Linked DNA regions of Homo sapiens: region 2 is linked to region 1. A link is an interaction called in ENCODE POLR2A ChIA-PET data of the cell type or tissue named here. Cell type or tissue: GM12878. All regions are shown on one strand. Links, peaks and the distances in the headings refer to the core of each region. The heading gives the core; the rest is flanking DNA. Region 1 overlaps SLC25A29 (solute carrier family 25 member 29). Region 2 overlaps WARS1 (tryptophanyl-tRNA synthetase 1).

Region 1 (2,804 bases), core at 190-2,689:
CGAGGTGCTGAGGTTTTCTCCCACCCAGAGCAAGGGCACCCACATGTTCCCATGCAGAACTCTCCCAAACAGTTCCTTGAAAGAAAGAAAAGTTCAGAGAGAAAATACAAAAAAAACCAAAACTCATATCTCCCATGAACATGATCTTCACGGAGTGGTGATCATCCTTACAGAGAATCCAGTGATGGTTTCCCACGTGCCAGAGGCCTGAGGAAGGGCCCTGTTAGCCGGTTCCTTGATAACACCCCACACCTCCATGAACCGGAGTTCCAGGTTCTCAGACCCCCAGAACGGAAACCAAGGAAATCTATGCCCTCCAGCTGGAAATTCCCCAATAAACCCCCCACCCTCCGCTTGTGGTTGGGCTGTGTGTTCTGAAAGTAGCCCAGCGGGGCCCTTCCTTGCTCTTTTTCCTTGGCCCCAGGGCAAGCTGTGAGTGGCAGGCACCAGACCAGCCTTGTGCTTGCTGGCAGCGCTACACGTGGCCGCTCTTCCCACTGAGCAAAGGCACAGCTGACGGCAAGGCAGGATGCGCACCCTGAGCTGGGTTTGCGGGAGACTTCCAGTCTCCTTTTCTGGTGAGCCTAGGTGTGTGTTGGCAGAGACAGTGACTTACCATAAGGGGTGGATTGCATCCAGCACAAGAGTGAGGGTCTGGCCTTTGCATTGGCTGTGACCTTAAAAAGCTCTGTCCCTGGGCCTTGTGCAGGTCCGGGCCCCTCTGCCAGCCGGTTTTCTGCATGACCTTGGGCAGGTCCCTGTATCTTTGGGCTCAAACGTTGTCATCGTGCCAGTGCTCAACAGCATAATTTATGTTGGATTAAATGCTAGCTCTGAAAACCACAACTCTTCTATCCACTGTAGGCCAATTTGGGGAGGAGGCTGAAGGGCCAGGCTTTCTTGGCAGGCAGCGGCCCCACGTTTGCTGCACCGGCCTGCCGAGAGTGAGGCCGTGCAGAGCCTGCCCACACAGCCCCCGGCCCCAGCCATGCCCACGCGCTGCCTAGCCAGGCCACCCGTGAAGCCTCCCCCAGGCCAGAGCAGCCCAGGACAGCCTGGCAGTGTCCACGTTGCACTGTGTTTATGTCTCGTGGTCATGTGTTGTGAACGCCTCTCGCAGCCAAGAAGTGCTTCACATTCACTTCCTCTTTCCAGCTCCGTGGAGGCCTGGGCTCTCTGAGCTATGAATTGGCCAGACCTGCTGGGCTTCTGCCCGGCCCCCTCAGGCAGCCCCTGGCAGGCCTGGGAGCACTTTCGTTCTGGTGCTCTGCTGTCCTGAGCCACTGAGCCCGCGAGCAGCACCCCTGAAGTGACTCAGGGACAGGAGTTTCTCCAGCCCATGAGATTTTACTCCCCAGACCCTACTTCACTGGCGTCTGGAGGGTGGTCTTTGAGAAGATCTATATGTGATCCTTTTGTTTTGTTTTGTTTTTGTTTTTGCCACTCTGTCGCTCCAGCAGCATCACATCTGGACATACCTACCTTAAAAAGCTGAACTTCTTTTCTTTGAGATGGAGTCTGTGTCTGTCACTCAGTTTGGAGTGCAGTGGCGCGACCTTGGCTTACTGCAACTTCTTCCTCCTGGGTTCAAGTGATTCTCCTGCCTCGGTTCCCCCCCCAACCCCCTGGGTAGCTGGGATTACAGGCACGTGCCAGCACGCCTGGCTACTGTTTGTTTTTAGTTGAGGTCCAGCACATATAGAAAGTGCACACATCCTGGCCAGGCTAGTGGCTCATGCCTGTAATCCCAGCACTTCTGGAGGCTGAGGCGGGCGGATCACAAGGTCAGGAGATCAAGACCATCCTGGCTAACACGGTGAAACTCTGTCTCTACTAAACATACAAAAAATTAGCCGGGCGTGGTGGCGGGTGCCTGTAGTCCCAGCTACTCGGGAGGCTGAGGCAGGAGAATGGCGTGAATCCGGGAGGCGGAGCTTGCAGTGAGCCAAGATCGCGTCACTGCACTCCAGCCTGGGCAACGGAATGAGACTCCGTCTCAAAAAAGAAAAAAGAAGGAAAGTGCACACATCCTAGGTGTACAAGTCGTCGCAAAACACATGCGTGGCGAGCTGCCACCCAGGAGAAACAGAACATGGCCAGCCCTCTGGAAGTCTTCCCTCCTGCTCCTATCAACTCCTCCCTCCCCTTCTGAGGCTTCCACTGGCCTAACTTCCTCCTTTTTTTTTGAGACACGGTCTTGCTCTGTCACCCTAGGTGGAGTGCAGTGGTGCAATCATAGCCCACTGCAGCCTTGATTTCCCAGGCTCAAGCAATCCTCCCACCGCAGCCTCTCAAGTAGCTGAAACTACAGGCACACACCACCATGCCTAGCTCATGTTTTTTTTGAAGTTATTAGTAGAGATGGGGTCTTGATATGTTGCCCAGCTGGTCTCAAACTACTGGGCTCAAGTGATCCTCCTGCCTTGGCCTCCCAAAGTGCTGGGATGACAGGCCTGGCCCACTGTCCTCACTTCCAACACCACGGGTCCCTTTTGCCTGGTTGAATATAATTGCAGCTGTACCCTAGGATCATCAGGGGCCACCCGAGTCTGTGTCAGTCCGTACTGTCACATGGCCACAGACTATCTCATGGCTGGGACAGTCACAGTTTATTCCCCCAGGCCCTTGGGACTGAAAGAATCCAAGATCTGGATCTCCTCTATAGCGCCCAGAACCACAGCCACCGTCCTGAAGCACACGGCCTTCACACGTTTCTACACGAAGGGAGTTTTCTGTCCTGCTTCCTTGGACACAGCAATAATCAGGGAGCAGTTGTCTTGACCTATGATGAGGGGGTGACCGGC
Region 2 (2,804 bases), core at 218-2,717, 60 kb before region 1:
TCCAGCCTGGGTGGCAGTGAGACTCCGTCTCAAAAAAAAATAAGAAAATGTGAGTACTCAAACATGGTTCTTTTTCAAGATTGTTTAGGTATTCTGGGCCCCTTGCATTTCCATATGAATTTCAGCTTTTCCATTTCTGCAAAAGCAGCAGCTAGGATTTTGATAGGGATTGCACTGAATCTGTAGATTCATTTGTGGAGTATTGCCATCTTAAAATATTAATTCATCTAATCCATGAACATGGGATGTCTTTTCACTTCTTTGATTTCTTTCATTGATGTTTTGTAATTTTCAGTGTATAGGTTTTGCACTTCTTTGCTTAGATTTATTCATTAGAATTTTATCTTTTTAATGCTATTCTAAATGGCATTTTCTTAATCTCATTTTGATTGTTCATTGCTACTATATAGAAATACAACTGATGGCCGGGCACGGTGGCTTACACCTGTAATCCCAACACTTTGGGAGGCCGAGGCGGGTGGATCACTTGAGGTCAGGAGTTCGAGACCAGCCTGACCAACATGGTGAAACCACATCTCTACTAAAAATACAAAATTGGGCAGGCATGGTGGTGGGCGCCTGTAATCCCAGCTACCCAAGAGGCTAAGGCAGGAGAATCACTTGAACCCAGGAGGCAGAGGTGGCAGTGACCCGAGATCGTGCCATTGCACTCCAGCCCGGGCAAAAAGAGCAAAACTCCCTCTCAAAAAAAAAAAAAATACAATTGATGTTTGTGTATTAATCTTATATCCTGAAATTTTGCTGAGTTTATTAGCGCTAATGCTTTTTTTCTTTTTGCAGATTCGATAGGATTTCCTACATATAGGATTGTATCTCCTATGATTAGAGACAGTTTTACTTCCTCCTTTCCAATTTGGATTTTTTTTTCGTTCCTAATTTCTCTGACTTCAACTTTCAATAGGATGTTGAATAGTAGTGGTGAAAGTGAGCATCCTTGTCTTATTCCTGATCTTAGGGGAAAAACTTTCAGTAAAGACTGAATATACACCATTTAGTATAATGTTAGCTGTGGGCTTTCTATATACCCTTCAACATGTGTTTTTATTATGAAAAGATGTTAGATTTTATCAAATGCATTTTCTGTGTTTATTGAGATGATCATGTGGGTTTTGGCCTCTATTTTATTAGTATGGTGTATCACACTGATAGGTTTTTGCGTGTTTAATCAACCTTGCGTTCCTGGAACAAATTCCACTTAATCATGGTGTTGAAAATCAATTTATTTTCAATCATAGTGTATAATCTTTTTTATATGTTGCTGGATTTGGTTTGTGAGTTGCTGAGGATTTTTACATCTGTGTTCATAAGGGATATTGGTCTGTAGTTTTCTTTTAATGTCTTTGGTTTGGTATCAGGGTAATACTGGCCTCATAGAATGAGTTGGGAAGTATTTCTTATTCAATTTTTTTTGGAAAAGCTTGGGAAGGATTGGTATTAATTCTTTTTTGAACATTTGATAGACTTTACCAGTGAAAATGGGGTTTTGGGCTTTTCTTTGTAGGAAGTTTTTTGATTACTAATTCAGTCTTTTTGTTTGTTCCAGATCTGTGTATATTTTCTATTTCTTCTTGGGTTCGTTTCAGTAGTTTGTTTCTAGGAATTTGTCTATTTCATCAAGGTTATCTAATGTATTGGTATACAGTTATTCATAGTATTCCCTTATGTAGTAATCCTTTTTATTCCTATAAGGTCAGTAGTAATACCCCTTCTTATATTCCTGATTTTGGCCGTTTGAGTCTTCTCTTTTATTCCACACCCCCCCCCACACACACACACACACCCAGTCACTTTGGTTCAAAGTTTACTAATTTTGTTGGTTTGTAGTCAGCATTTTTTATCTTAGCATGGCATGGTTCTTCTCACTGCCTTTGTGACTTATTTATTAACTGCAGTATAGTAATACTGTAGCCTCTTGGCTTAGGAAAGCATAGGACCTGAGTCATTTGCCCATTCTCAAATTTCAAACTGCCCCTCTGTCTAATTTTGTCATCTGTAAAATTGGGGATTAAATGAGATCTACTATGCACAGTCAAGCTTCAAGTGGTGGGCAGGTAACTGGGTTCCCTTAGTAGCTGAATGAGTCTCTGCTGGAATCCATCCTCATAAAACATGATCTCAAAATTGGAACCCAGTAAATTTCTGCACGCTTGTCAGGAGCACCTCACCCCAGGACCGAGCACACAGTGAGTTCTCAGATGCTCCACATAAACACAAGAAAAGCAGCTCGTGGCACAGTTACATTTTTTTCTCTTCTGTAAGCCCATATGGTTAGTTGTGAGAACCAAAGAAGGATTCTTTCCTTCCAAAATTATGGGTTATTTTCTTTCCTTATTTCAAAAGCAGTATGTGAGCATTTCATGGGGAAAAAAAATGAAAACTAAGCCCAAAAACCAGAACACCCACAATTGTATCTGTCCAGAGATAAGCAATGTTGACCCTTGGCTTGGGGAATATAAGGAGAAGTCACTTTCAGAATACTGTTCTCTAGATTCTCCTATCCAGACCTCTGGAAAAGGTAGTTATTCCTCTTGTATTTGGGGACACTTTACCCAGAAACAAAGGACATTCATCCTCGAGCGTTGGTTTCCCACCCTGCTGAACATTGGAACTCCTCACGGAGCTTTTTAAAAATACAAATTCCCGGCCAGGCGCAGTGGCTCACACCTGTAATCCCAGCACTTTGGGAGGCCGAGGCAGGCAAATCACGAGGTCAGGAGTTTGAGACCAGCCTGGCCAACATGGTGAAACCCCGTCTCTATTAAAAACACAAAAAATTAGCTGGG

Evidence for each region. Peaks named below come from ENCODE experiments on the same cell type or tissue, not always from the same donor. Only the 100,000 strongest peaks of a DNase experiment are listed, where the experiment ranks them.
Region 2: POLR2A ChIA-PET joins it to region 1 with 5 read pairs; 7 of 35 experiments call an interaction of 5 or more read pairs at or near these places.

Annotation. Positions count from the first base shown.
Region 1 is chr14:100,295,811-100,298,614 of GRCh38, reverse strand. The region is part of intron 2 of SLC25A29 (solute carrier family 25 member 29); the gene reads left to right. Among named protein-coding and RNA genes, the nearest start is that of SLC25A29, 9.2 kb to the left of the region's middle. In GM12878, for the core only: no CTCF peak of the experiment used is centred there; a DNase peak (open chromatin) is centred at 1,174.
Region 2 is chr14:100,355,380-100,358,183 of GRCh38, reverse strand. The region is part of intron 4 of WARS1 (tryptophanyl-tRNA synthetase 1); the gene reads left to right. Among named protein-coding and RNA genes, the nearest start is that of WARS1, 19 kb to the left of the region's middle. In GM12878, for the core only: no CTCF peak of the experiment used is centred there; no DNase peak of the experiment used is centred there.